Linked DNA regions of Homo sapiens: regions 1, 2 and 4 are each linked to region 3. Evidence: chromatin loops called from intact Hi-C (ENCODE). Cell type or tissue: mammary epithelial cell. All regions are shown on one strand. Each heading gives the region's core, and the rest is flanking DNA. Links, peaks and the distances in the headings are about the cores only. Region 1 overlaps MSRB3 (methionine sulfoxide reductase B3). Region 2 has its middle 24 kb from the start of HMGA2-AS2. Region 3 has its middle 4.3 kb from the start of LINC02425. Region 4 has its middle 42 kb from the start of LLPH.

What was found. Peaks named below come from ENCODE experiments on the same cell type or tissue, not always from the same donor. Only the 100,000 strongest peaks of a DNase experiment are listed, where the experiment ranks them.
Region 1: a loop joins it to region 3, with 4 times the contacts of the local background. A loop is called at or near these places in 8 of 110 quality-filtered maps.
Region 2: a loop joins it to region 3, with 2.4 times the contacts of the local background. A loop is called at or near these places in 3 of 110 quality-filtered maps.
Region 4: it touches region 3 in a loop (4-fold over the local background); 10 of 110 quality-filtered maps call a loop at or near these places.

The regions. Positions count from the first base shown.
Region 1 is chr12:65,302,995-65,310,531 of GRCh38, forward strand. It overlaps MSRB3 (methionine sulfoxide reductase B3), which reads left to right. Exons shown (of 7, transcript NM_001031679.3): 2 at 5,535-5,661. The coding sequence starts at 5,586. Among named protein-coding and RNA genes, the nearest start is that of MSRB3, 28 kb to the left of the region's middle. In mammary epithelial cell, for the core only: a CTCF peak has its summit at 3,723 (motif pointing right); DNase peaks (open chromatin) are centred at 3,837 and 4,277; H3K4me3 peaks cover 733 bases; H3K27ac peaks cover 2,698 bases.
Region 2 is chr12:65,968,939-65,976,475 of GRCh38, forward strand. No RefSeq gene overlaps it. Among named protein-coding and RNA genes, the nearest start is that of HMGA2-AS2, 24 kb to the left of the region's middle. In mammary epithelial cell, for the core only: no CTCF peak of the experiment used is centred there; no DNase peak of the experiment used is centred there.
Region 3 is chr12:66,031,594-66,039,130 of GRCh38, forward strand. It overlaps the pseudogene RPL21P18. Among named protein-coding and RNA genes, the nearest start is that of LINC02425, 4.3 kb to the left of the region's middle. In mammary epithelial cell, for the core only: a CTCF peak has its summit at 3,896; DNase peaks (open chromatin) are centred at 3,908 and 5,008; H3K27ac peaks cover 1,158 bases.
Region 4 is chr12:66,084,515-66,092,051 of GRCh38, forward strand. No RefSeq gene overlaps it. Among named protein-coding and RNA genes, the nearest start is that of LLPH, 42 kb to the right of the region's middle. In mammary epithelial cell, for the core only: a CTCF peak has its summit at 3,050 (motif pointing left); a DNase peak (open chromatin) is centred at 3,047.

The DNA.
Region 1 (7,537 bases), core at 1,658-6,657, 730 kb before region 3:
ATTATGGTGAGATTAGGGCTTTGAGCCTTTTTTTTTGGTCATTATTTGACAAAACTCAAAACTGTTGGCTCCTACAGTTCTGGGTGTGGTGGAGGGGAGCATTTTACTAGCTTGTGAAAAACCACTGATGTAGACATTCCTTTGGCATTTATTGGGAAGGGATTCGACCTTTAGGTTTGACACTTTAAAACTACTAGTACAATCAGCTCATTTATTCTGGAGCTAATTATCAGCTTTGTGAGTTCTCTAGATTCCTTTTTATACCATCTCTTTTTGGAAGATTAGTGTTCAACTACGGGGAAAAAAGTAAAAGGGAAAAAAGATAAAACAAAACCCTAGCAGATTAACTTTAATCAAATTTTTGGATGTTAGAATTCACGGGGGAGATGAAGAAGTAGAGATTTTTGACCAAAATAGGGCATTTGAATTATTTTTGGATTTCAAGTCTGGTTACATTTGCAACTTCCCACCTCTTCATAGGAACTAATAATTTTATAATATATTTTAATTCAAATTATTACCTTTAAGCATTATTAGCAGTTGAGATGGCAGAGATAGAAGCATTGGAAATGATGATCCTGAACAATATAGTCATATCCTGAACATATAATCGGTCATTTTCATAGTCTTTCACTCAATAAATGAATGACTCAATAAATAAATGCCGGGTACTGGGATGCAGGGATAAAAGACACTGTCACTGTCGTTAAGGGGTTTATAATCTAGAAGAGGGAGAGATCTAAGCAAATCAGTGCCCTGAAAGTTGTTATAGGGGATGTGATAGCGTATTTGGTGCTATACTGGGGACTAGAATTGGAGGCGTTAGGAATGGTGGAGGTTGGAAGTGGTGGCAAAGATAGTAAGGATCTGGAACGAAGACATGGAGGTGAAAATAGGAAACAGCTGACCTATTACAAAAATTACCACCATGTTAGTATGGCAGGAGTGTGGGGTGCGGTGGGTTGTAGAGGTATGGCAAGGGAAAAGGCTGAAGAGTTCAGCAGCAGCTGAGTGTAGAACTTTAGATACTTTAGATGCTTTGTTTAGGAATTTGGGCTTTATCAGAAGGATTTATCAGAATGTGTTCTGGGGGCTGGGTGATAGGACAGAAAGGGGTTTTGTATGATGAGAAACATTTCAGAGGCACCAATTGAGACGAAGTTAAGCAGCCATATCTATTGAAGACTTCTCAGACCCTTTATATTGGTTAGCATTTCCATGACTATTTGACTGCTAAACTTGTGGAAGGAGCGGCTATATTATGTTTCTCAGAACATGGTTTGGAGAACCCTGTGATATACAAGGGGGAATCATCAAAATGTTTTAAGCAGGAAATTATAGACAATTATGGAATCTAATTCTGTTCTTAACACATAATGTGATACTGCTCATTAGGTATTGTGCAGTCAGTATTTTTAAATGCCCACTATTTTCAAAATTATCTACCAGATATTTTGGGAGATTAGGAAGATTCATGAGACATCTTGTCTGGCTTTTAAAAAAATAACATGTTGATTAGGTTGGGTATGGTGGCTCACGCCTGTAATCCCAGCACTTTGGGAGGCCGAGGTGGATGGATTATCTGTAAATGTCATTCATCCATGTAGTTAATTGAATAAAAGGCAATGCGAAAGTGAGGAAGTTGAGAATAAACTTGGAGAATTATGGATTTTCTGGTGATCCTTGCTCAATGCTGATTTCTACAGGGTGTTTAATGCTAAGCTTTTGCTTTCAGGACTAGGATTGTTTCTGGCAATGGCCTTCACTCAGACAGTTCAGGGAATACAAACGGGTGAAAGCTGCCGAATTGAAACTTCAATTTAGGTGATCTGAGAGTGGAAGTAGCTGTTAGTTTGTTTGGTCCTCAAAAGTACATTGTCAACATTTTGAAGTTTTGGTAGATTAACATAGAGTTAGCTTTACAGATTGTGAAGGTATTTCCAAAGAATTTAAAGAAAAAGTTGAAGTTGAAAGCAGTTGAAGTTGCATGTGGTGGAACTAGAAATATCAAGTCTAGAAATCTGAGAATGTCAAGGGAGAGAATCTTCAAGTAATCTTCTTCTTTTTTGTTATTTTTCTTTTTTTTTTTTTTGAGACAGGGTCTTTCTCTGTTGCCCAGGCTGGAGTGCAGTACGCAATCTCAGGTCACTGTAATCTCTGCCTCCCAGGTTCAAGCGATTCTCCTGCCTCAGCCTCCTGAGTAGCTGGGATTGCAGGCGCCCACCACCATGCCTGGTTAGTTTTTGTACTTTTAGTTTCGCCGTGTTGGTCAGGTTGGTCTGGAACTCCTGACCTCAAGTAATCTGCCCACCTCAGCCTCCCAGAATGCTGGGATTACAGTGTGAGCCACCTCGTCTGGCCATCAAGTAATCTTCTTGAATTAAGTTTCCTTATTACATGTTCGTCATACTACCTAGTGGGGAAACATGGAATCAGAGTATTTAGAGTTGGTTGGTGCATCATAAGGCTTTTCATTGCCAGTTGTGTAGTGGTCAAGAGCACTGGCTTTGGAGGTGAATGTCCTGAGTTCACATGTATCAATCAGATTACCCAATTACTTAAGGTCCCTGCCCCTTACTAAGTGTAAGACCTTAGGCCATTTACTTAACCTCCCTATGCCTCAGTCTCTGTGTCTAAAAAGGGGAAAATGATAGTATATACCTCATGAGGTTGTGGGGATTAAAAGGGCTAATAAATGTGAAATGCTTAGAGCAGTGCATGGCACATGCTGTGTGCACAGTCAACTGTTATCTTTAGGATTTCTCTGTTGTTTGTTTTCATTAGAATAATTTACTGTGGAAACCTATCAAGTAGTGGTTTTCTGGCCTAAATAGGATTCTTTGGAGAATAGCTTGTTAACTCTAAGAAGGAGTGGATATAAATGTACTGTTACAATTTTCTAATTCATGCATTTAAAACTAGCAAATATTTGGCATATTTAAATAATAATAGCTAACATTTCCTGAGCATATACTATGTCCCAGGAGTTGTACCAAGCACTTTTAACCAATTAACTTATTTAATCATTATCTTATAAGTGAGGAAACTGAGGCCCCGAGAGGGTAAGCAAGTTGTCCAAGGTCACAGAATTGGCTATGGGCATGACCAGCATTCAAACCCAGATGGTCTGTGTTCACGGATCACACACATCCATTGTGATATCCCATCTTTCATGCAAATATATGTATTTTAGATCTGTTTGTTAAAGTGTTTTATTTTATTTACCGCAAACATTAATTAGGTGGAAAACATGAGCTAAAATAATTTTGTTAAATCATTTCAGTATAAAAATACATGTTAGAGCCATATTAACTATGATTCTTTTGTTCTGTGGAAGTATGAGTATTAGTTTGATGTAACCAAGGCATCCAGATGCATACATCCATTCTTTAGAACTGGTTTTCACTTTATGTCTCAGCTACATATTTTCAGAGTGGTTTATGAGTAATGCTACTTTGCATGCATTTTGCAAACTTCAATCCTTTTCTACTATCCATGCAGGCATTAAAATAATTCGGATAATATCAAATCCTAACCTATGAAACACATTCTTTTAGGATTAGAAAATGGAGAACAGTGTGACAAATTGTGCTTTTTGCATTCTTCAGTATAGAAAGACTAGACTGCTCTAAAAGTAGTCATTTTAGTTGCCCCACTTTGTTGGTGCTAATGTATGTACTTTCTGGGTCTATTTTCAAAAAGCTGGGCAAAACTAATTTGCCACTAGATGGAGCCCTGGCTATTTGGGTAGAAATACAGGCAACAGAATATTAAATCACACAGTCATATCATGCTGGAGGGCTCCCGGTATTTGTGGCCCTCAGGTTTTAATTGTAGAATGCATCTTTGTTCTTTCCCTGACCTGCAGAGTGACATCACTGCCTCTCTTCCTGTGCGCTGGCTTTGACATAAGCCAGATGGCCACCGTGGTTGGTAGGCGCCCAGGCTGCCTGGTACAGGAGTTGATGAAACAGAATAGGAAGACGTTTTATGGTCAGCTGTGGAAGCACAGTGAGACTGCAGCTTTGCTAAGTAATTACATTTACTGTGTGTGCTTTATTCCTCACAGAGAAGGGTCACAGGGAAAAAATACATTTTTATTTATAGTGTTGTGAGGTATAGACCTTTGATCTTTTATTAGTCAGTAGTCTGCTCCAAAGGAATGCTCTCTTTTCCCTGCTCTGCAGTCACTCGTGAAAATGACATGTTTATTTATGTTTAATGGTTCTTTCAGGCTGTGCATTGTGATACTTACCTTCCTTTTCCCTCCTCTTTGTCTGCAGTTAGTAACACAAAAATGTTTTAGTCTTGTAGTGAGTTTAGTTTGGGGAAGTCAGAGTTCAGGCATGTTAATACAAGCAGATTTCTGTCAGATATACTCCAGAGTGATTTAGTAAAATATATTACTGTTTATTATATGTTTGTTCTTCAAGGAGGTCAGAAGAGTCCGGAACAGACTTTTTTTGGGGCGGGAAGCAGGGGAAGTGGTCAGGAAATGAACAAGACATTAATTTTATATTAATTTTTGGACATTTAATGGTTAAAGTCACTTAAAATGCTAATTTGAAACAACATATATGAAGTTTATTAATCTAGTATTTTCCATTTGCATTTAAAGTTAATCTTTACCAATTGAAATATTGTAAAAAACTTTTAAGAAAATCCTAAGAATTGAACTTTTCTCTAAAGTTTAATATCTACACAATTTTTAGATTCTTCCACATAATTCATTTCCAAAGACATTAAAAAACATTTTTACACTTTTTGAATTACTAAATCATGAATATTATTCACAGGATTGACCTAGAAATTATAAATCATATAATTAAATGAAAATTCATATTTGCCATGCTTTATTCGAACTTAACGCTGTTTTGAAAGTGAAGTCCCTTAATTGTCCTTAGGTTTTCTGGGTCTCTATTTTATAAAATGAAATTCTAACAAAATGTGTCTCTTAATCTTATTATTTTATAGTCTTCTCCAGGGAGGGAGATTTGCCAATAATTGCTGGAAGAAGGCAGCATGGTGTAAGGAAAGAACATGGCTTTGCAGTCAGTATAGCAGGGTTTTTTAGTCCTTTTTCCACTGGTTATTTGCTTTGTGCCCTTGGACTTTTGAGTCACAGTTTCTTCACATACGTATTGGGGCATAAAACCTACCTCCTTGGTTTATTGTAAGAATTAAATGATACAACGTGTATATTAGGCTCCAGACAGTTCCTGTCACATGGTATGAACTCAGTAAATGTGAATTCCTTTCAACTGTTTTTAAACTTCCTCTCTTTTCTCAACCTCTTGTAAACTGTGTTCACAGATTGCACTGCTATCATGTAGTGTGTATTTTACCTCTAAGGTACAAATAAAGCTAGATTGAAAGTAAGCTCACGGGCTGAAAAATAGGCGTTTGAAATTTATTAGCAGTATGTGCATGTGTTCAGTTCCAGATAAAACTGTAACCATCAGTTGTGCAATGAATGTGTTTAATATTTGTGATGTTTTAATTTGATTTTTGTTTTTGTTTTTTCTCCTACTCAGCTCTTGCCCCTGTTCTTTGCTTCTCGTTTTGTTGGTGAAGATATCACAGTGATGTCTGCATTCAACCTGCTGCATTTGGTGACAAAGAGCCAGCCAGTAGCCCTTCGAGCCTGTGGGCTTCCCTCAGGTTGCTGCTTGTTGTACTGTACATAGTGAAGGCACAGGGCCAACTGGGTGTTTCTGCTGCAGGAAATGATACACCATCATGCTTTGCTAAATTTCATTTTCTTTTACTTGGGCCCTAATTTGAAGACGGAAATTGGTTATAAATCACCACTCTACTTTGAGTAACATTCATTTCCACAATCCTTACAACCCTTGGAACATTGTCCAGTTTCCTTGCCCAGTGTATAATTGTCACTAATATTTCATATCTTCTTGTTCTTTAATGCACACTACACATCTGCAAATCATAACGTTCATAAGAGGCTGGCAGTCTGAGTAAGAAACTGCCCCAAATCACACAAAATAGGACATTCATCTTGTTAAAGGATAATGAAAATGCTTTTCATTCCACATGTGGTCATTCCTTTAGGAAAAAATGAAAATGAACAATGTTAGCATGATTAAGTTACCAATTTATTGTAGTTAAAAAGAAAGAAAGTTCTACTTAACAATGGCCAAATAAACAGAACTAATATAGCATGCATCAGTGGGTTCTTAAATTAGAACCACTGTACTTTTTAAAAATGTGATTTTAAGAATTTAAATAAGTGAGGCATGAAAGTCCAAAATTTTATATGCGCCTGTATCATAAGCTTAATATTTTAATTTTATTATGAAAACCACAATGGCTAAATATTTTACTTCTGTGAGCGTGATTATCAATATTATTTACATTTTTCCATTAGTGTACATATCTATCACTACATTGTGTAAGGAATTTAATTCCAACTCATTAGATGTTAACTATGCATGCCAGGCATTGTGTTAAGCAGTGAGGATACAGTGATAAATAAGGTAAAGCTGATTTTTTTCAACAAGTACAAGGTGGAAATGGAACTGTGTGAGGACCATTAAATCATATGTTGACCTGACTAGACTAGAGGTATTTATACTTGGTGTGTTATGGTAATTCAGAGGAGGTTGTTCCTAGATCTTTTCTTTAGGAGAAGAAATGTTGGAAGGAAGGGAAGATCTCTGAAGTTTAAGGAGGGCATTATGGAGGATATGGTGCTTGAGCTGAATCTCAGACTGGTAGCACAGTTAGCCTGGTTTCTAAGCAGGGTGGTGGGGAGGCCGTTTTTAACAAAAGGAGTAGCATGGGAAAACATGAAGGCCTGAAAGAGCAAGGCATGTTCAGAGAAATACAGTTATTCATATGGCTGGTTTGGATGTGCAAGGGCAAATAGAAGAGGTAAGGAAGGAAAGGTAGCCAAATCATGAAGCACTTTATATGATGTTTTAAGGAATTTAAGTCTTGGGGAGATGAACAGGAATCACATGACTTCATTTGCATTTTACAAAGATTATTGATTTAGTATGGTAGGAGGTCAGTGCTGGTTTTTCAGATGTTTCTGTGAGAGAGGCTGGGATGGCAACCTGATTAGAAGGAGTAAGGTATTTGTCTTGAAGCTATATTTAAATAGCAAATACACTTTTTTTAAAAGTAGATCTTATGTCTGTTTATGGTGACATGAGGGGCTAATGAAGCTTAATGTATAGAGGCCCCAACCACTCTTCTCAGTATGCCCCCTAGCCCCACATCCCCCTGCACTGCCACCATAAAGAGTACTGGAGGAGTGTGAGGCTGGAATGACATGTGAAGTGCTGAAGACTTGACTGTGGCCATTACAGTGGAGTTGAAAAGAAAGATTGTAATTGGGAGAGATTCAGACTGTAGAACTGACAAGGTTTGTCTGTTGAATTGTATACGACCTTGAGGGAGAACCTCAACCACTAGTTCTTGTGCTTTGCAGAACCTTTTCAATGCTATACCGTACATATCACAGGTGGACTATGGAGGTTATTTAGATTATACATAATGATGTTTTCCTCTGGAA
Region 2 (7,537 bases), core at 514-5,513, 63 kb before region 3:
CTAACAAAATCTTGGAGTTGAATACTGTTGGGCCAATTTGGATCTCAGGCCAATCACTATAAAATCATTCTGGCCAGAAGTGGGTGGGAGTGGGGAGAAAACAGTGATTGGTTAGATCAGATGTGGGTCACATGTCTGTCCCCAGAGCCAGTCCATAAAGGCGGACCTCAGTAAGTGAGAGGGAGGGAAGAGAGGAGGCCCAGCCCCAAGTGAAATATGAAATGAGAGACTCCCCAAAGACAAGCCCAAGCCTACATCCAGGAGAAGGGAAAACAGATACAGGAGACAGGAAGGATAGCAGCTGCCTGTTACAATGGCACAGCCAACAACTCTCACTTAACAGCCGGAAACTGAGGTGAGACAAATGTGAGCAAGGCTGAAGAATGTCACAGACTTTACCATGAACGTGAATGGAAATAAAATACCCTGCGAATTGTTGGTCTGGCAGTGGACTTTGCAGGGGGATAAAGACACCTCATTTAGAGCCACTGAGAGTTTGCTGTTTCTTACCATGAAACAATTTAGCCTATCTTGACTGGGACAAGTAATGACAACTCTTTTTGCATCATCAGTTTTTTGCTTACAAACCACTTTCACAAATTTTCTTTCTTTTCATCTTCAGCACCATGGTGAGTAATATAGCAGGTATTATTATTATTTATTTTACAGATGGGTTAACTGAGGCTCAGAGAGCATAAGTGACTGACTTGGGAAGACAGCTAGTAAATGGCAAAGCCATAATGTAATCTCAGATCCCACACTCTCCTCTATACTGGTGTACACCCACAGAGTATTGCATGCAATTGCTGCTCAGGATGAACCTTCTCTTGGGTACACATCCCTAACATAGTTAATCCTAGCTTCCCAAGCTTCAGTCAGATTTTCCAAAGTTATATTTTCAAAGGGAACACTGAAATAGCAGCACGCGCAGTCTCCAAGTCTTCAGTACTCTTCAGTTGGAATGATTCTGTTGCACTGTGGAACACCTAAACCTAGCTATTCATCCCATTTAGCAATCTAAGAATACATATCAAGAGACTATGAGCTCTATCGTGTTTAGGGGATTCTCGAAATTGCAGCAAATAAGCTGGCCGTAAGACTCAGAACATTCTGCAAAACCAGTAACGTTTAAGGTCCCATTCCTCTATCTTTAGTCCAGTCCTCAGATCTGTAGGCTTGTCGAAGTTCCCTGTGGCCTCGTCTCTGAAATCAGGCATTAGGTGGGCTGATACATGGTAATTATTTATTACAACGGGATACATTTAGCCATAAAACAATTACGTTTAGCCTAATCCCAGCCAACTTAATCACGTCATGAAAAATAAAACCTATATTTCAACCAGCTAATGAAAATGTGAAACTTATCTAAATCCATAAGATATATTGTACTGCCCGTCCAACTATTACAGAAGTCATCTTTACAAGAAAAGGTCCTCAAATATCTCGTGAATGTGTCTGCTTTCTCTTCGTCACCATTGCCACTACTACAGTTCAAGCACCACTGCATTTTTATGCTCCGTGTGCTCTTACCCACTTCAATTTTTTCTCTATCCATAGCCAGTGTCATCTTTTGAACAACAGAAATCCAATCACAAAATTAATGGTCTCAGTAAAATTCAAAATCTTTCCTATGGCCCAAATGGCCTGACACAGTCTGGCTCCTTCTTCCTTTTTGAGCCCGAGCTCTCTCAGTCTTCCTTACTTTGTGCTCACTTGCCTTACAGTGGCTTGGAATGTACCTTTCTCTTTCCAATAAACTTGAGCACTTTTTCCCAGGCTCTAGTATCCCCTGTTTGGAATTCTTTTCCTCCTCGGCCTCTCTTCCACTCTGGCCAACCTCCTCCTCAGTCTTCAGATCTCAGTTGAAATGTTGCTCCCTCTAGGGTAGCCTCTCTGCCTTCTTACTCCCCACTCTGACATACAGTGGGGTCCTCTAGTACAAGGGTCGCCAGACCCCATTACCAAACCTTTACCAGTTTGTAGTTTGTGGCCTGTTAAGAACTGGTCTGCACAGCAGGAGGCGAGCGGCAGGCAAGGGAGCACTTCCACCCATGCTTCACCTCCTGTCAGATCAGCGGTGGCATTAGATTCTCACAGGAGCACAAACCCTATCATGAACTATGCATGCAAGGGATCTAGGTTGTGCGTTCCTTATGAGAATCTAAGATGGAAGAGTTTCATCCAGAAACCATCCCTCACTCCCAACATCCCGGTCCGTGGAAAAGTTGTCTTCCATGAAACCAGTTCCTAGTGCCAAAAAGTTTGGAGACCCTGCCCTAGTGTATATTCTCTCTTTTTTCATTTGTATAATTTAAGAGGTACAAGTGCAATTTTGTTACATAGTGGTGAAGTCTGAGCTTTTAGTGTAGCCATCACCCGAATAATGTACATTTTACCCATTAGGTAGTTTCTCATCATCCACCCCCCACCCTTTATAGTCTCCTATGCCTATCATTCCACACTCTATGTTCACGTGTACACATTATTTAGCTCCCACTTATAAGTGAGAATATGTGGTATTTGACTTCCTATTTCTGAGTTGTTTCACTTAAAATAATGGCCTCAAGCTCCATTCATGTTAGTGCAAAAGACATGATTTCATTCTTTTTTATGGTTGTATATATACACTGCATTTTCTTTAATCATCTGTTGATAGATGCTTCAGTTGATCCCATTTTTGCTATTGTTGAATACTGAATATATTCAAAAATATATTGAATATATTCTCTTGTAACACCCTAGAATTCTCCCTGGTAGCAATTACTGCAGTTGTCATTAACCAATTGTGTGATGTGCCCCTGTGGAGCATGAGAGCTGGTCTGTCTTGCCACCTTTGTCTTTCTAGCACCTGGCACAGTGGTGGAACACAGTTGCTCTTCCAAAACTGCTTGAATGAAATGAACCATACCCAGTTTCCTCTGCACTTAGCAGACAGATTCTTTCTAGCATCCTCTCACCTGGCCTTTTCCTAGAGCCCTCCTGTCCTTCAACACCCTATTTACCTTCACTCAGAACTTACTTTCCCTCCCCTGTGCAAAGCTCTGCACTCCAAGCCTCTCTCTGTTGCCACCCCATCACTTCTTCAACACAGCCAATGTAATCCCTCCTCTGCCCCATTTGTATGAGTTCAACTTTCTACCAGCATGTTCACCCTGAAAAAGTATCTGCTTAACAAATGAATTGACAACAGATGCTCCATAGACAAACACCTAACACAGTGTCTCAGGTATAGTGTGCCCTGGGAACAGAGAGTTGTTTCTCTGAACTACTCGGCATCTATTTTACCTCTGCTAACAGAAATTTTTTTTTCTTCAGGAGATTTCTCTCTTCACTCTCAGCCTGTAAGATTCAGCTGGAGCTGACATCCAATCCCTGGTGGCAGGGGAGGGTATGTGACTTAGTTCAGACCAGTGGATATATTTTGACCCTCTGATTGGTTCAAACAGAGGCACACAACCCAAGGCAAGCCCATGATGTTTAATGTCACACTTTTCTGGGACTGGTAGGAAAGTCAGCCTTTCTCACTCTGGTAGACTTGAAGCTGGTAGACTGCATGCCTGTAGCTTCTGAAGGAAGGGTGGTGAGGAGGAAGGCCTGTGGCCACAGCATTGGATGAGCTTGTCAGACAATGAATCCAGCACAGAGGAAAGCAGAGACAAAATTTGGAGACAGACCAAGTGTTGAAGACATTATTTAAGCCACCGGATTTCTTTGTGCCTGGAGGTTTTCAGTTACACGAGCTAATAAAGTTCCTTCTTTTCTTGAAGTTTGTCAGATTTGGGTTTCTCTCACTTTCACCCAGAAGAATCCTGATGACGCCGTAAACTAAAGCATCAATAAATACAGGAACGCAGTGAAAGTCGATAAAAATGACCTTCAGAAGACCCTATTCTAGCCATGGTTCTACAACTCTCAGAGGCTGAGACCTTGGACAAACTCTGAGTTCCCATCTCCTTACCTATAGACTGAGCTTGGTGGTTGACCTTTATCTCCTTATCTATAGACTGACCTTTAATATTGTTTCTAGATTTAAAATTCTATAATTCTGTAATACTAAGATGTCCACAAAGCTTAAACACAACAGAACTAGTTCACAGAGGTGAGAATTTAGATTAAGAGCCTGTAGAGGAAAGAGTACTGAATCGAGGGACCTTTCAGGGTCTGCCATATCTCACGTGTGCACAGCTTCCTAGTATATTTCCAAGTTAGAGAAATGAGGAAACTCCTGGGCTGATAACAGAACCTACTGAAGTTTGAAACCCACAAATAACAAAATAGCAACCCCATAGGCAGCAGTGGAGTTTCATGAGACAGCTTGTTTATTTCAGTATGTGTGTGTGTGTGTGTGTGTGTATATATATATATATACACACACATATACATACACACACATATATACATGTAGATGTGTATATATGCATATATCCATATATATGCATATATATGTATAATATTACTTTAAGTTACATATATGCAGGATATGTCTTTTCTTAAATTTAAGATAATACAAAGTCATTCATAATTAACCATATATAGTAATAATAATAATAACAGTGATAACAATTAAAAATCCTAGCCAGAGACTAGTAAAGAAAGTAGAGCTAGTGAAGAAAGTAAATGAAACATCAGGTATCATGACACATGGATCAGTGTAAGAAAATGTGCTATTATTCTGGTCATAATGGAAAACAAGATATAGATTTGTAACTGACATGGTTTCAGCTTTTAACTAAATATTTCTCTGGAGCTCCATTTGAATCAAAAGGACATTCTGCATAGAAGTATTCTTCCTACAGAAGGAAGAACTGCCATATGGAAATGGACATTGAGCCAGAGTCTAATCTTACATCATTCAATGAAAATCCTCCTACAATCATGATTAATAGCATCCTGATTTATGCATTTTCCATTAGAGTTATGTTAACTGAAAATCTAGCTTCACACATAAAACCATCAAACTAGAATCATTCTCTATTTCTTCTTACTATTCATTTGTATATCCTTGAGTCCATTCCAAGGAATTCTTTTCTATTTGATTTGTTGTTTCTGAGCCTGTCACATAACTTGAAATAAAAAAATGAAATCTTGCCCAATTTCTCAATGATCACAGACAGTCACACCTCCTTAAACAATTATCTTTCAACTAGCCTCAGATTAAAATTTTAGAACCACCTTTAAAATTTCTTTTCATGCCAATGTCCTGAATGGTATTGCCTAGGTTTTCTTCTAGGGTTTTTATTGTTTTAGGTCTTACGCTTAAGTCTTTAATTCATCTTGTGTTAATTTTTGTATAAGGTGTAAGGAAAGGGTCCAGTTTCAGTTTTCTGCATAAGGCTAGCCAGTTTTCCCAAAACCATTTGTTAAATAGGGAATCCTTTCCCCATTGCTTGTTTTTCCTATGTTTGCCAAAGATCAGATGATTGTAGATGTATGGCATTATATCTGAGTCCTCTGTTCTGTTCCATTGTTCTATATATCTGTTTTGGTACCAGTACCATGCTGTTTTGGTTACTGTAGTCTTGTAGTATAGTTTGAAGTCAGGTAGCATGATGCCTCCAGCTTTGTTCTTTTTGGTTAGGATTGTCTTGTCTATATGGGCTCTTTTTTGGTTCCATATGAAATTTAAAGTAGTTTTTTCTAATTCTGTGAAGAAAGTCAATGGTAGCTTGATAGGGATAGCATTGAATCTACAAATTACTTTGGGCAGTATGGCCATTTTCACGATCTTGATTCTTCCTATCTATGAGCATGGAATGTTTTTCCATTTGTTTGTGTCTTATTTCCTTCAGCAGTAGTTTGCAGTTCTCCTTGAAGAGGTCCTTCACATCCCTTATAAGTTGTATTCCTAGGTATTTTATTCTCTTTGTAGCAATTGTGAATGGGTGTTCACTCATGATTTGGCTCTCTGTTTGTCTGTTATTGGTGTATAAGAATGCTTGTGATCTTTGCACATTGATTTTGTATCCTGAGACTTTACTGAATTTGCTTATCAGCTTAAGGAGATTTTGGGCTGAGATGATGGGGTTTTCTAAATATACAATCATGTCATAAAACACCAGAAGCAATGGCAACAAAAGCCAAAACTGACAAATGGGATCTAATTAAACTAAAGAGCTTATGTACAGCGAAAGAAACTACCATCAGAGTGAACAGGCAACCTACAGAATGGGAGAAAATTTTTGCAATCTATCCATCTGACAAAGGGCTAATATCCAGAATCTACAAGGAACTAAAACAAATTTACAAGAAACAAACAACCCCATCAACAAGTGAGCAAAGGATAGGAACAGACACTTCTCAAAAGAAGATACTTACGCAGCCAACAAACATATGAAAAAAAGCTCATCATCACTGGTCATTAGAGAAATGCAAATGAAAACCACAATGAGATACCATCTCATGACAGTTAGGATGGCTATCATTAAAAAGTCAGGAAACAACAGATGCTGGAGAGGATGTGGAGAAATAGGAACGCTTTTACACTGTTGGTGGAAGTGTAAATTAGTTCAACCATTATGGAAGACAGTGTGGCGATTCCTCAAGGATCTAGAACCAGAAATACCATTTGACTCAGCAATACCATTACTGGGTACATACCCAAAGGATTATAAATCATTCTACTATAAAGACACATGCACACGTATGTTTGTTGTAGCACTGTTCACAACAGCAAAGACTTGGAACCAACCAAAATGCCAATCAATGATAGACTGGATAAAGGAAATGTGGCACATATACACCATGGAATACTATGCAGCCATAAAAAAGGATGAGTTCATGTCCTTTGCAGGGACATGGATGAAGCTGGAAACCATCATTCTCAGCAAACTAACACAGGAACAGAAAACCAAGCACTGCATGTTCTCACTCATAAGTGGGAGTTGAACAATGAGAACACATGGACGCAGGGAGGGGAACATCACACACTGGGGCCTGTCAATGGGTGGGGGCCAGGGGAGGGATAGCATTAGAATTACATGTATACTTATGTAACGGACCTGCATGTTCTGCAAATGTATCCCAGAACTTAAAGTATAATAATAATAATAATAATAAAATTTCCTTTAAAGTTTTTAATATCATTTGTGAGGGCATTCAGTGCATATTAGCTCTGGTCCAATGAAGAGAGATAGGAACTAAGCATGGAGGAGGCTGGGCACGGTGGCTCATGCCTGTAATCCTAGCAATTTGGGAGGTCGAGGCAGGCAGATCACCTGAGACCAGGCTGGCCAACACGGCAAAACCCTATCTCTACTAAAAATATAAAAATTAGCCAGGCCTGGTGGTGCATGCCTGTAATCCCAGCTACTCGGGAGGCTGAGGCAGGAGAATCGCTTGAACCTGGGAGGCGGAGTTTGCAGTGAGCCGAGGTCACGCCATTGCACTCCAGCCTGGGTGACAGAACGAGACTCTCTCTCAAAAAAACAAACAAAAAAAAGGCGTGGAGAAGCTATGGTGCTTCCTATGGCCTCTTCTGCCCCAGTGGAGAGGGTAGTGGACGGCAGGGAGAAGGAACTGTATTGAAAACATTTTTGCT
Region 3 (7,537 bases), core at 1,114-6,113:
AAACAGCTTTCAAGTGGCCAGGACCAAGTTCCAAATCTTCTATGTTTCCTACAGATTTTCCTTCTTTCCCAGATTTTTCTAAGCCCCACTCTTTGTAGGAAGGCATGCACCTCCAGATAGGGTCCTGACTGTAAGCATTGTGCTTGGGCCCCCATCCCAACTGCAGAAGTTTATTTGAAGTATGTTACTCTTTGCCTGCTTCTTAACTTGAGGCCCAATAGTCTTACAATGTCATTTTTTTCCCCTACTGTAAATCAAGGGACAGCTGTCTTTGGACTAAATTCCAAATAGTTGGTCTGGAAATGAACTTCTCAGTGGGTCCCTCCTCTATTCTGGCTGACATTTCCCCATTAATTTCTTTTTCTCTTTCATCCATTCATTGGCTGATGAGTCTATAAATACACCTCATCTGCTTTTACTTTGCTTTTTAAGAATAAACTGATACCAAACACACTGTCTTAATTACATCCACAGGCAAAGCATAACGAGTTTAAATGTTGTCACAATATAGTTTAAAAACTTGACATGGTTCATTATGCCAGCTGTGATAAAACTGGGAAATGAAAACCTTAATTTGGATGTGTAAATGAGTAATTCATCTGAAAAGGTATTTTTAACATTAATAAATGAGAATACCTAGAAACCTACTAAGCAAAGGAAGGGAGTTGAACAGGAAACCGATAAGTAGATTGGTAAAGAAGCAAGGAAACCCGGCCTCCATTCCTCTTGGGCACAACACCTCTAAAATTAGGCAAGTCAGCCCTCCCAAATTCAGACCAGACCTGGGAGAACATTGTTCCTCATTCTGTTCTTGAGCATTCACATTATGAGGTGGCTGCTGATTCATGAGGATCTGAATTCTAGGTGCACATCAGGAAGGAAGGCTCAGGAAAATTCTGATTTATGCCCAGAAGACAGTAGGTTTTGGAAAACTCTACTTTTAAGATGAAAACAAGATTAAAGGGAAGGATAAGGTAACACTCATACGTTCTTGATATAAAATTACTTCTTTTAAAACCTTTGGTTCTGATGATATGGCTGATAACTTTCCAATAGCAGTAGCCCACTGGGATAAATTAACATTCTGAATTTTGTGAAGCAATCTTTGTTTTCCTGAGGTATTTTCACACAAACACATTCTTAACTGATGGAGAGCAATGGAGAAATAAATATTCATTTTTGAATGGGAAATAAAAGTCAATGGCAAGTTTCTCAGGTAGGAAACTACTATAATCTCCCAGTTTTCACACATAAAAAGCCTCAAGAAAATAGCAGTTAATGTACGTTGAGTCATATGTGAAAACTGATAGACATATCAAAAAAGTTTTAAATGAGTCAAAAGAAGAAAAGGCTTACAGATGGCCAGATGGCTTTGACATTGATGGAGTAGTATAAGAAGAGTGATGATCAGATGTTTTACCGTTTCTATGAGAATCATTCAAAATAAATGTGATTAAACTGTAGAAAAATCAATTTTGGCAATGTATAAGAAGTTGCAGACTCTAGCTGGAACCCATTCATCACCAGATGAGTTTATTAAAGGATACTGTGGAAGAATCCTTTTCTGGGTTTTCTTTTTTTTTTTTAGACACAAAGTCTTGCTCTGTCACCTATGCTAGAGTACAATGGTGCAATCTTAGCTCACGGCAGCTTTGAACTCCAGGGCTCAAGTGATCCTCCTGCCTCAGCCTCCCAAAGCTCTGGGATTACAAGCATAAGCCACCATGCCCAGCCAAGAATCTAGTTTTTTTAAAAAAAGCTCAGGGAACAGCATGTTAATACTAACTCTGTGCTAGGCATTTTCACATAAATATCTTACTGACTCTTTGCAGCAACTCAGCAATAGGCATTAACTCTGTGCAACAAGACGTACAGATAATCTCCAATTGTCATGCATTCAACTTCCATATATCATGTGTGGACAGCTATACACTGCTTACTACATACTAAAACCACGCTTTTATACATCAGTTTTGATGAATAAACTTTTTGAGGGCCCTGGTGGCTGCTGGCTGGCTAATAATTCAGTTTGACAGCCTTGCTTCTAGACAGACAATGCTGTGGATTCACCAAACCATTTAGTTTCTCCCCTGGGCACATGGAAAAACTACATCTCCCAGTCATTTTGCATCTAGATGGCATATTGTGACAATTGATGGCCAATGAAGTGTAAGAAAGTGTCAAGTGTGTACTTCTAGCCCTGGCCCTTAAAAAGACCCATGAGAGGCCGGCATGGTGGCTCACACCTGTAATCCCAGCACTTTGGGAGGCTGAGGTGAGCGGATCCTTTGAGCCCAGGAGTTCAAGACCAGCCTGGGCAATGTGACAAAACCCCATCTTTACAAAAAATACAAAAATTAGCCAGGCATGGTGGCATGCACTTGCAGTCCCAGCTACTGGGGAGGCTGAGGTGGGAGGATTTCTTGAGTACAGGAGATGGAGGCTGCAGTGAGCCCTGATTGTGCCATTGCACTCTAGCTTGGGTGACAGAGTCAGACCCTGTCTCAAAAGGAAGAAGAAGAAGAAGAAGGAGGAGGAGGAGGAGGATACGGGGAGGGGGAGGGAGAGGGAAGAGGAGGAAGGGGATGGGGAGGGGATGTGAGAATCCCTCTCTTTGCTCATTGGCTGCTGAATAAAGCAGACCCAGCACAGGCCTCCCAGGGAGGCTCTGATGGATAACAGAGTCTCTGAGGGAAGATGCCAGGACACCTGAGTCTGGCAACTTAAAGAAGAGCTGCCCAAGCAAGATCAGCCCCAGTGGACTCTCTCTCTCTCATTATCTATCTCTCTCTCTCTCTATCTCTCTATCTATCTATCTATCTATCTATCTATCTATCTATCTATCTATCATCTCTCTATCTCTCTATCTATCTATCTAATCTATAGATTAGAGACAGGGTCTTCCTCTGCTGCCCAGGCTGGAGTACAGTGGCATGGTCATGGTTCACTGCAGCCTCTACCTCCTGGCCTCAAGTGATCCTCCCACCTCAGCCTCAAGTAGCAGGGACTACAGGTGTGTGCCACCATGGCTGGGAAATGTTTTAATTTTTTGTAGAGACAGGGTCTTGCTATGTTGTCCAGGCTGGCCTTGAACTCCTGGACTCAAGTGATCCTCCTGCCTCAGCCTCCCAAAGTCCACTGGACTGGACTTTTTATGAGAAAAAAAATTAAACTAAATCAGTGAAATTTGGAATTTGTTTGTAACAACAGTAATTAACAATAACTACCCTTATGAAATAACTTCTATGAATTCAGTGATCCAAACAAAGATTAATATTGGTGCAATTATTTGAATATTTTACTGTAATTTGTCATAATTTTTCTATTAAAAATTATGAAAATAGAATAATAAAGGTTTAAATACTAGTAACAGGAGTATCATGAACTTAATATAATACAGAAAAGAATAATAATTATTAGACATATTAAAAGTGATGTCTCTAACCTCAGCCAGGCGCTCACTTAAGCATGTTGACTACACATTCGGTTACAAAGAAAAATAAAATTAGAGAATGTGTGGGAGATGCTAGAATTCTAATCATTCAACTATTGTGTCTAAAAAGCAAGACTTATATCAAAACAGGATCCCTTGCCCCTTTTATATTAAATCCATTGTTTCACTATCTTACAATCAACTTGCAGGCATGTTTTCAGGATCAAAAGACAAAAGTGTCCTTTTTCTTATTTTTAAATATAAGAATATTAAAAATCAGAAAAGTTGAACAATTCCCCCAAAGTCTTGTTAATAAATAATAGAATTAAGATGCATTTCAAGATTGGCATCAGCCTAAAGCCTTATTCTTTTCATTATACCTCACTGCCTCTCATCTCTGTAAAAAATTAGGATGTCTGCCTGTCTTTGAAGAACAAAATATGTAAAATGAATGATCTTACAGCGCCCCCTTTGAGCACTTTGATTCTATGATAAAGACATTTCCATCATTTCCTGATGTTGTGAATGCAGGAGGCTCATGAAAAATGTCCCTTTACTACAAAGGTTGGCAAGTGCTCAAAGATATGGCTTTAGTCAGCTATGCCATGCTGTCTTTACTAAACAGCATTATTTCTAGGAAGAATTTCTATTACTTTAAAGTGGAAAATAAAGTTACAACAACATTAAAGAGTATGTTACAGTTCCACGCTCTATTCTGTTGGCAGAAAGCTTGGTCTCTGCACCAGCATTCTGCCCCAACTGGCCATGTCTCAGGAGAAAAGAATTCCTCTCATCTCTCTACAGCAGCCTTTTCTGCTTAACTTAGACCCCCACCAAAGCCGGGTGATGAATACAAAAGGTTTCTAAAGAGAGAAATGGCAAGGAGAGAGCTTGGAGACACCGTACCTCTTGAAAAGAAGAAAAAATAAGTAAATAGTTTATTATCATCATGGGCCTTGGAATGACATCATAAGACCATCCTTTGTCACCTCTGCCATTTCAAAGCCAATGCGTATGAGCTATTTTAACTGAAAAAATTATTTTTCATTGACTATCCAACAACTTTGACTTTATACAGTATTTTGAGAACCCATTTTTATAATAACTCAGTTCCACAGACTTTTGGACTCATTCGAAAGTGCATGTAGTGGTCAGACTTTTGCTTGTGAGTGATATCAGTGTGAAAATAAGCTTTAATAAAGTTGCCAGCATCCATGGACCTCTGTACCCATAACAACTTCCATGGCTTCAGTTCTGCCAAAGGTTTTGCTTGACGGGTATTTCCTATGAAGCTTCTCCTGCTTTCCCACCCATAGCACTGTTCTATGGCCCACACGGGGCCAGAAGCAGCCACTAGGAGAAATTATTGGTCAGGCAACCCTCCAGTGCCGCAAGCCCGGCCCTCCCTCTTCATGTCCCTGAGCTGTGTCCAAAAATAGAAAATGAGACATGATGATGGATTGAGAGTAGGAAGAAGGGAGGGATCTCGGGGTGAGTGTTTAAGTCAACACAATGGAATTCCACCAGCAAAGGCTTGCTGCATAAATCACTCTTGAGAGAAAGTTGGGCACACTGGGAAGTGTGTTGGGGCTTCCAGGCAAGTGGTGGATGGGCACTATCAGGAGGCACACCCAGAAAGAGGTGGTGCAGTGTGGAACAGGACTTCTCAAACTTGAATGTGCCCATGAATAACCTGGAGATCTTGCTGAAATGCAGGTTCTGACTCAGTTGTCTGGGGTGAGGCCTGAGATACTACCTTTCTAGTAAACTTTCAGTTGACAATACTTTGAGGAGCAAGGATGTAGAAAGTAAGAACACAAAGTCCGATTTCAGAACCTATGAGCTGTGAAACCTTGAGCTTCAGTGTTTTTATCTGTGAAATGGAGATTGTTTTAAGTACTCTTGTATCAGATTATTGTGAGCATTAAGTGACATGATGTCATTTACCTGGGACATAATAAAGAATTCAATATGTTGATCGCCATCAATATTTTATTTTTACTCATTTGAGCATTGGGGCAGCTTCCAAAACATTGATCTGTCGATTTGATTTTTTAATGGTGAGACGAGGTGCGCAGAATGAAGTGAAGTCCAGGGTGGAGGGATAGGAGTAGGTGGAGGAAGTGGGAAGAAAAGTAAGCCTGGGAAGGAATAAAAAGAAAGATCCCCCTTTCGGCCGGAACCACCATCTTCCAGTAATTCACCAAAATGACGAATACAAAGGGAAAGAAGACAGGCACCCAATATATGTTCTCTAGGCCTTTTAGAAAACATGGAGTTGTTCCTTTGGCCACATATATGCGAATCTATAAGAAAGGTGATATTGTAGATGTAAGAGAATGGGTACTTTTCAAAAAGGAATGCCCCACAAGTGTCACCATGGCAAAACTGGAAGAGTCTACAGTTACCCAGCATGCTGTTGGCATTGTTGTAAACAAACAAGTTAAGGGCAAGATTCTTGTCAAGAGAATTAACGTGCATATTGAGCACATTAAGCACTCTAAAAGCCGAGATGGCTTCCTGAAACGCGAGAAGGAAAATGATCAGAAAAAGAAAGAAGACAAAGAGAAAGGTACCTGGGTTCGACTGAAGCCCCAGTCTGCTCCACCCAGAGAAGCACACTTTGTGAGAACCAATGGGAAGGAGCCTGAGCTGCTGGAAACTATTCCCTATGAATTCATGGCATAATAGGTGTTTAAAAAAAAAAAAAAAAGACCTGTAAGGACTGTAAGAAAAAAAAAAGAAAGATCCCTACCTATACCTTCATCATTCATGTTCAGACAGAAAATTTCCCAGTGACAGATGCATCGCTGTGAAATTACATTAAGAGAGGTATTCCTAGGGAAGCTGCGGGACATGCTTTGTGGTTTCTTCATCTATTACGAAAATAAAGGCACTGAAGTAAGGCTGTAGCTACCAAAGTACCACATTGCTTTAACACACATGTGACTCTTACAGAACTTTTTTACATTAGGGATAATAGCATAAACTTATCAACTGAATTAAACAAAGTAAACCAAATTATTTTTGATGCAAATACAGAGTACTCCACCAAAATTTTGGTCAAAGTGCTTAACTCTTAAACCTTTCTCCAGTGCTCTGAGATTACGAGGGGCACAAGTGAAGAATACCTAAAATTGTAATTGCACCCTAGTGGCCCAACAGCTGACTATAGTCCATGGAGTTTTGGGTTTTGGTTGATTTAAATTAATTGCTACATTTAAATAAAGGAAGAGTTTGGCTCAATTCCCTCCCAGCAACTAGAAGCTGAAGTTGAGTAATGGATACTCCTTTTAAATGAGACATGCACTCTACAGTTTGCGACTGTTTCCACTATTCCTTATAAGCATACACAGACTTTACTCATTTACCTTATCAATCTAAGCCTGTGTAGAGAGTTGAGTTTGTCACTCCTGACCTAAGAAGAGGTGGTAAAGAAGCATGGGATTTCTTCCTAGAAGGATGAATAAATGCAAAAGAGATGAAAAATGAGGGGAAACCCCATTTTTAAAATATTTACTCACATATTTACCATTTAAGTGCTCTTCATCTCTTTCTGTAGGTCCAAATTCCCATCTAGTATCATTTTCTTTCTGCTAAAAGAACATTTAACATTTCTTAACGATCACACGCCTTTTATTGACCTGAAAAAAATTTTATTTTGCCTTTATCTTTTAAAAAAATCTTCAGTAGGTATAGAATTCCAGGCTGGCAGATTTTTGTTTTTCTCCAGCACTTAAAAGATGACCTTCCATTGTCTTTAGGCCTGCATGGTTTATGACGAGAAGCCTGCTATAATTCTCAAGTTTATATCTCTGTACATAACGTATCTTTTTCTCCCTGGCTGTGATTTAGATTTTCTTTTTGGCATTAATTTCAGAAATTTAACTATGATGTGCCTTAGTGTGATTTTTTTATATTACTGCTGTTCGGAGTTTGTTGAGCCTTTTGAATCTATGAGTTTACATTTTTAATAAAATTTGTATAATTTTCAGCCACTTCTTCAAATAGTGTTTCTGTTTCACCCACATCACATTTGTAAGACTCCAGTTACACATATGTTGCATGGCTTTATAAGATCCCAGAGTTCACTGGGGCTCTCTG
Region 4 (7,537 bases), core at 928-5,927, 53 kb after region 3:
AAAATACAACAGACATTGATCTGTTCTGTGATTTAAGGCAGTGGCTGGCAAATGTTGAGCAGCCAAATACAATCATTTTAAGGAGCAGTTCCATTATAGGATGCTGGACCACAGTCCCCAATAGCTATTTGTGCCTATAAGGCAATTTGTTTCAGAATGTAGGAGGAATGGATCCAGAAGAAAATTTAGAAGATAACAAAAAGCATATAAGGAAAGTCCAACAATATGTCTCTCTCTTTCTTACTCTTTAAAATAATAATAATAATAATCCAGGCTGGGTGCAGTGGCTAACACCTGTAATCCCCACACTTTGGGAAGCTTGGGTGAGAGGATGGCCTGAGGCCAGGAGTTTGAGACCAGCATGAGCAATATAGCAAGACCCCATCTCTACAATAAAAAAATTAGCCTGCCACATGGTGGTGCACACCTGTAATCCTAGCTACTCAGGAAGCTGAGGTGGGAAGATCACTTGAGTCCAGGAGTTCCAGGTTGTAGTGAGCTATGATCACACCACTGCACTCCAGCCAGGGCAATGCATCAAGACCCTGTCTCAAACAAACAAACAAACAAACAAACCCTTTACTTTTAAATGTTTTTACCAAAGGAAGAATAACCTGTCATTAGTGGACCCTACAAATTAACTCTGGCATATTGGTTTTCTCAGCCTTTGAGGAAAATAACTTCCCTATGATACAAAGCCCTGAATCAGCATCTAGGATGTAAATACTTATGGACTTTTTAAAAAGTGAGCTGTGTTTAGAATATAGTAGGCATTCAATAAATATTTAGTAATATTAATAATATTTCTATGTTCATTACTAACATGCCTTAATCTTTAAGATAGATACAGTTGTCAAACTAAGGCTCAGAGAGGTTAAGCAACTTGCTGAAAATCACACAGGACGTATGGGAGCAACAACTCAAAACCAGCTTGAATACAAGATAGCACTAGACAATAATATTCCTTGTTGAATGAACTGAGGAAACTCCCAGGCTTTCCAATACTTTTAACTCCCCTGTGAGGTGGGGAGAATCAGACTTAGCTTGTTTTTGTCATTTAGCAGCCATTAGGCATATTTTTCTCCCTGTGCTTTCTCCTTTTAAAAGTCTTAAACATTCCTGGGGACACTACAGCAATATATTGGTCTCATGATTAACTGTTTGCTGGAACAATGGCGTGGGCCCTTTTTGTGTATTTCAGGCAATTCCTCAATAGTGTTCATATTTAGTTTTTATGGTTTGCCATTTGAAAGATCTATTTGGAAGTCTGAAAATAAAACTGCTTTTCCCACAGACTAGTTTCTGTTTCCATTTGGCAAACTTTAACACTTCTTTCTCCTCATTTTTGGAATTCAACTGAGGTCAATATGGCTTTGTTTTTGGCCTCCTTTTTACTATTTTCATCCTTGTGCGCCAGGAAGGCCAATGAGCTCATGAAAACATGGCTGCCCCAGGAAAGGATGATACAGACTCCTAAAGCTGAGGACATTTGAATCTGTGTCCCAATGCCATATACAAGGGCACTTTCCCCCATAGGTCAGCACTCCTACTGACACTAGAGACTCCATCGCTGCTAACAACAGGACTTGGGTGAAATCTGTTGACCAGGATTTCACCAGCCTGTCCTTACCTGCCACTCAACTTCTTGAAGGAGTTTCCCAAACCAACTTGCAACTCAAATAATTGAAATTCCCACAGACACCCAACACCTGCTCACCCTCTCTGGACATTCCGAGGACTTCTACTTCCCTTTGATATCCAGTTACCTCAAAGAATGAGTATTTATTTCACCATCTGCAAGATATAACTCTGTGTCAAGTGTCAAAGCTAGCAATGAAATAAACTCTGAATAAATAATGGGAGTCAATATTTGTGATTACAAAGAGATCAGTAAGTCTGTCAGTCGCTGCATACAAAAAGAAAGAGTGCCCTTGAGAAGGGCAAAGAGGCATCCTTGAGGGAGCCCTTGCACCTTCAAAGGGAGCAAAATTACAAGCAAAACACATTCATCCCAGGAAGCTCATCTTGTTCTGCCCACAAGTTGTGTGTGCCTTTAGTTTTGAGTCTTGAGTGTTCCCAGTTTCTCCTCTTATGTGTACCTCTGGAACTTTGCTATCTCTCATTAATATTCTTCTGATTATTGGTCCCCAATTTTGCTTCATGTCTCTCCTTAATGTTCTTCTGATTATTGGTCCTCAGTTTTGCTTCAGTCTCAAATAGTTTTGTCATGCAACTTGAGTCTCTGATCTTCCAATCTGTCCTTTAGTTTTTGTTTGTACTCCACCACATCTTCTTTGACCACTTACCCAGTGAGAAAATATCCACACAGAGACAGTGGAAGGTTTTGTTCAGACTTTCCACTCAAGGCAATGGTTTTTTTTGGTTAAAGGATTGCTTATCTTCCAAATACTATATCTATCACTAAATTCTAAGAGTTATTCCCTACTCTAAAACCTTTAGGTTTGAGTGTGGGCTGGAATCTGAGATAGAGTGGCATTCCTATACTAAACTATATCCATATATCTTCTCATCTTGATCTTGCTGTACGTGTTTGTGTACATAATTCCACATAGATGCATATAGCAAAATAGAAACATTTATTTCAGTTGTTCTTTAAAAACACACAAAGTATCGCACTGCATTTCTCTTTCTTCCTATGAGTGCGTTTCTTTCACAGGGGTATTTAGATAACCAAAAATATTCTCCTGAGTTTTCCTGAGCATTGGTATGACACATAACCACTAAACCTCATATTAAGAAAAAGCTGGCTTAAATAAGAAATTGAAAAATCTGCCTGCAAATAATACTGTAAAAGTTTACAGTCCATCCTAACCATCAAGGATATTTTCCATAACTTTAGGGTTTGATAGTAAAATATATACACACACATATGTATGTTTCTAATAACACAGCACTAAAGTAAAATAAACCTGCTTGTCCAAATACGGTTGCGTTTCAGTCAAAGTTTTGCTTAATGTTTTGAGAAGCGCTTTGGTGAAGATAAATATTCTCAGCCTTAGATTTTATGTCAGATGCTCAGGGTGCCATCTACTGGCCGACTCTGGATTGGGACAGTTTTGTTTTCGGTAGGAACCAAACTCCATGTTGCCACTGATCCACAGCTTCAATGGTGGCCCAATTTTAAGATAATGCCATCTGTGTTGATTTCCTTTTTCAGAGAAGGACATCCAGATTGTTGAGTTTTATTAGAATGAGAAGGCATTTTGTTTTTGAACAGCGATCTTTCTTTCTTCTTTTTTTTTTTTTTTTTTTTGACAGAATCTTGCTCTGTCCCCCAGGCTGGAGTGCAATGGCGTGATCTCTGCTCATGACAACCTCCGCCTCCTGGGTTCAAGCGATTATCCTGCCTCAGCCTCCTGAGTAGTTGGGATTACAGGCGTGTGCCACCATGCCTGGCTAATTTTTGTATTTTTAGTAGAGACCGGGTTTCACCATGTTGGCCAGGCTGGTCTTGAATTCCTGACCTCAGGTGATCCACCCGCCTCAGCCTCCCAAAGTGCTGGGATTACAGGCGTGAGCCACCGAGCCTCGTTGAACAGCGATGTTTCTAATGACACGAGGCCTGAGCTGCGTACTGCCCTGTCACATCAGATTGCTGTGTAACTGCAACCCGATGCCTTGCTCTGTCTGGGACTGTCTGAGTATCAGGTTGAGGATAGGGAGCACGACTGGCCAACTATGTCTTCATGGAAATACCATCCTGGGAGCATACAGCATTCCCAGTAAAGTGATGCCCATGAGAAACGAGGGAAGGGGTTGTGTGTTGGTGCCAACACAGCCATCTCTCTGAAAAAAGAGGCCTCCTTTCTGCCCTGCAGAAGCCAGGAGGTTACTGCAGGCTGCAGAAGATGTGCACCTTCCCAAGAGATTTTTTGGCAAGTTCTCTCTTGAGGTCCCTTCCTGGAGAGCAGGTCCAATGCCTTCCTCCTTCATGATCTGCCCAATGACTGCATGCTCATTTTATGGTATTTTATCTTTCAGAAGCCAAGCTTGTGCCGCCCGGCCCCTTTAATGTTTTCTGTGTCTCAGGTGCAAAAGGGTTCTTGTGGACATTCCACACAACAATAACGAATCCATTTATCATCCTGCCCAGCCCCCTGTGGAGCTGCTCTGAGTTCAGAGCTCCCACCGGCCTTGACGCTTTTGAAGGTGAGTCCACCTCGGCCACAGCCAGAGGGTTTCAGAGCTGCCCCAGTTGTTGTTGAAGCTGGGGACTGAGCAATCATGGCCGTTTTACCCAAGGGGGTTGTCCACAAATCAGGAAGTGTCCTGTATGTCTCTGTGTGGAGACCACCTGATCATACTTCTAAAATCTCTTTTTTATTAAAAAAAATTTATGAAGAAACCATTTTCCAAGAATTAAATTAAATTCCAAACCTGATGTGTATGTTGAGGCTAGAATCCAAGATTCAGAGGAGGATAGAGTCCCTCTTCAACCAAGTATCAAGCTAGCCCCTTTGAAATGCTGTGATTGCCTGAGGTGGCTAAAAAAAGCTTATGTAAAAAAAAAAAAATTGGTAGAAATTGGGAATCAAAGATAATGTCTTCACCCTTTACATCAAACACAGGTTTATTTGTATGTCCTTAAAAATATTCACATGAGCCCAGCACAGTGGCATGCGCCTGTCTTCCCAGATACTTGGGAGGCCGAGGCTGGAGGATCACTTGAGCCCAGGATTTCGAGGGCAGATTGGGCAACATAGCAGGGCCCCTATTCACATGACTTATGCAACAATATCAGAAGCATACTGATCATTTTAACAATTAGTCTCTCTCCCTGAGAAATAAGAATAGAAACTTGGAAAAGACCGTGGTGTTTCCAAGAGCATACAGCATAAAGTCCTGGACCCCAAAGAGAATTTTAAACAACACATTCTACAAGCATAAGTGATTTAAAAAATAAAGGTTGTTCACAAACATTGTTTTATCTTAAAGAGCCAGTCTCACTTCAGTTGGCACAGAAAAGAGACATAGAAAAAAATGGATGTGTCCCGAAAGATTTGATGATGATGAAAACACTGCTACAAACCAACTAATACTTCACATGTCAGTATGGTAGACGGAGGTTTCATTATCCAAAACAAGATGGCGGTTTTTCTGCCTAAGAAATCTGGACTAAGAAGACTTTCAGAAAATGATATGTCTTCAATAATTTAACCAAAAATGAAGGGATACAAAACAGATTTGTGAAGCTCAGAGAAAGAATACAAGATAAAATATTGACATCTTCTGTTGTGTCCATTCAGGATCCAAATCCAGCTCATATAATTTGCAACTATTTGACTGGATAAAGGAACATAATAGAGGTGCGAGTTTTAGCCTGGGGCTTTTAAAGATTATCTTTAAAGTTTTCCAAATAAAGCTAACAATTTGAAAGTACTGTTTTTACTACAAGAAGGAGCCCAGTGATTCTAGAAGAACACCAGAAACATGGCACATCCAGGAAACAAAAAATGCCTCTATTGAGTTAGAACAATGAGCTTATCTGCACAGCACAGAGAAACTAAGGTAATCTATTCAGTGCCTAAACTTCCTGCTATTCCAAGCATTCATTGGTCTTTTTCTAAAGAAAGGTACCACACGTTCTGAATTTCCTGTAACTGATTTCCTGTTATATTCCAAGGATCTGCTGGGATCTAAAGAGTACAGCAAAGGAAAATTAAGGCATGTTGAGTTCAATGAAAGAAAGAAAGGCGTGATGAAGGGAAAGAGAGAAGAAAATATCCAGAGAAGAGAGAGAGGGGAAAAGAGAGAAATCATCAGAGAGACGAGAGGAGGTGAGGGGATGAAGTCAAGAGAGAAAAAGTGGCAGAGAAAGGAAGTTGAAGGAAAGAGGAAGGAAAAAAGGAAGTGAGGAAAAGCCATAAGGGAAAAAAATCAACAGAGAAAAGATAGAGAAAGAGGGAAAGGGACGCAATTTCAAGAGGGAAAAAAATGAAAATGCCAAAGGGCAGGTTGGGAGAGGAAGATTCCTGGAGAGGAATCGAAATAATAAAATCATTATCCAGTCATTGAGAAACTCAGCAGGTCAGAGCTGGAAGGAATATTATAAGACATCTTGTGCAACCCTTCTGAATACAGATTCATAAAAAGAGGCCCAGGGAGGTTAAAAAACAAAATGGAAGCCACATAGATGAATACTGTTTTTGAAAAAAAAAATTCTTAGTAACAAAAGAAATAGGTGCCTTAAAGGCAGCTTTTTTGAAAATTGAATGTCTGACCAGTACCTCCACACCTTGTACTGATGTTGCATGTTAGTCTGAGAGCTGGGAATGGACGCAGGGTATCAGTAAGTGGTCCATATCCTGAAAGAATTCAGAAGCAATTGTTATTCAGCATTGTCTGTATCATTACTTGGCTCGAAATCAACTCCCAGTGCAACTGACAGCTCCATAATCCAAGAGAAGTACAAAAATAAAAGAGCAGTAATAACAAAAATCGAACCTGTCTGGTATTTAGAAGAGAGTAAGAGCTTGAACTCCAGGATTAGGCTGCCTCGCCGTGAAACCTCCCTGAATCACCATCTGGGTGACCTTGCAAAAGCATTTTCTTTACCTCAGTTTCCTAGTCCATAAATTGAGACTTTCTGGCCTCTCTACTATATAATAATAAGTTGGTGCAAAAGCAGTTGAGGTTTTAATATTAGGTTGGTGCAAAAGCAATTGCAATTTTGCATTACTTTTAATGGCAAAAACCACAATTCCTTTTGCACCAACCTAGTAGTATTTGGCACCCAATATTGTTGTGAGAATTAAATAATCTGTGTAGTGTGTGTTTTTTATACTTTTATTTTACATTTGGGGATACACGTGAAGGTCTGTTACATAAATACGTGTCACAGGGGTTTGTCGTGCAGATTATTTCATCACCAAGGTATTAAGCCCAGGATCCAATAGCTATCTTTTCTGCTCCTCTCCCTCCTCCCACCCTCCCACCTCACCTCAAGTAGACTCTAGGTATGTTGTTGCCTTCTTTGTGTTCATAGATTCTTTTTTTCTTTTTCTTTTTCTTTTTTTTTTTTTTTGAGATGGAATCTTGCTCTGTCGCCCAGGCTGGAGTGCAGTGGTGTGATCTCAGCTCACTGTAACCTCTGCCTCCCAGGCTCAAGTGATTCTCCTGCCTCAGCCTCCCAAGTGGCTGGGATTACAGGCGTGTGCCACCACACCTGGCTAATTTTTGTATTTTTAGTACAGATGGGGTTTTGCCATGTTGGCCAGGCTGGTCTTGAGCTCCTGACCTCAGGTGATCCAACTGCCTTGGCCTCCCGAAGTGCTGGCATTACAGGCATGAGCTACTGCACCATGCCAAATTCTTATCATTTAGCTCCCATGTAGTATGTTAAGCACAGTGCCTGGCTCCCCCAAAAAAAATAGTTCCCGAATCTTGTGGCTGGGCATGGTGGCTTACTCCTGTAATCCCAGCACTTTGGGAGGCCAAGACAAGAGGACCAGTTGAGGCCAGGAGTTCGCGACCAGCCTGGGCAACATAGTGAGACCTCGTCTCTACCAAAAAAATA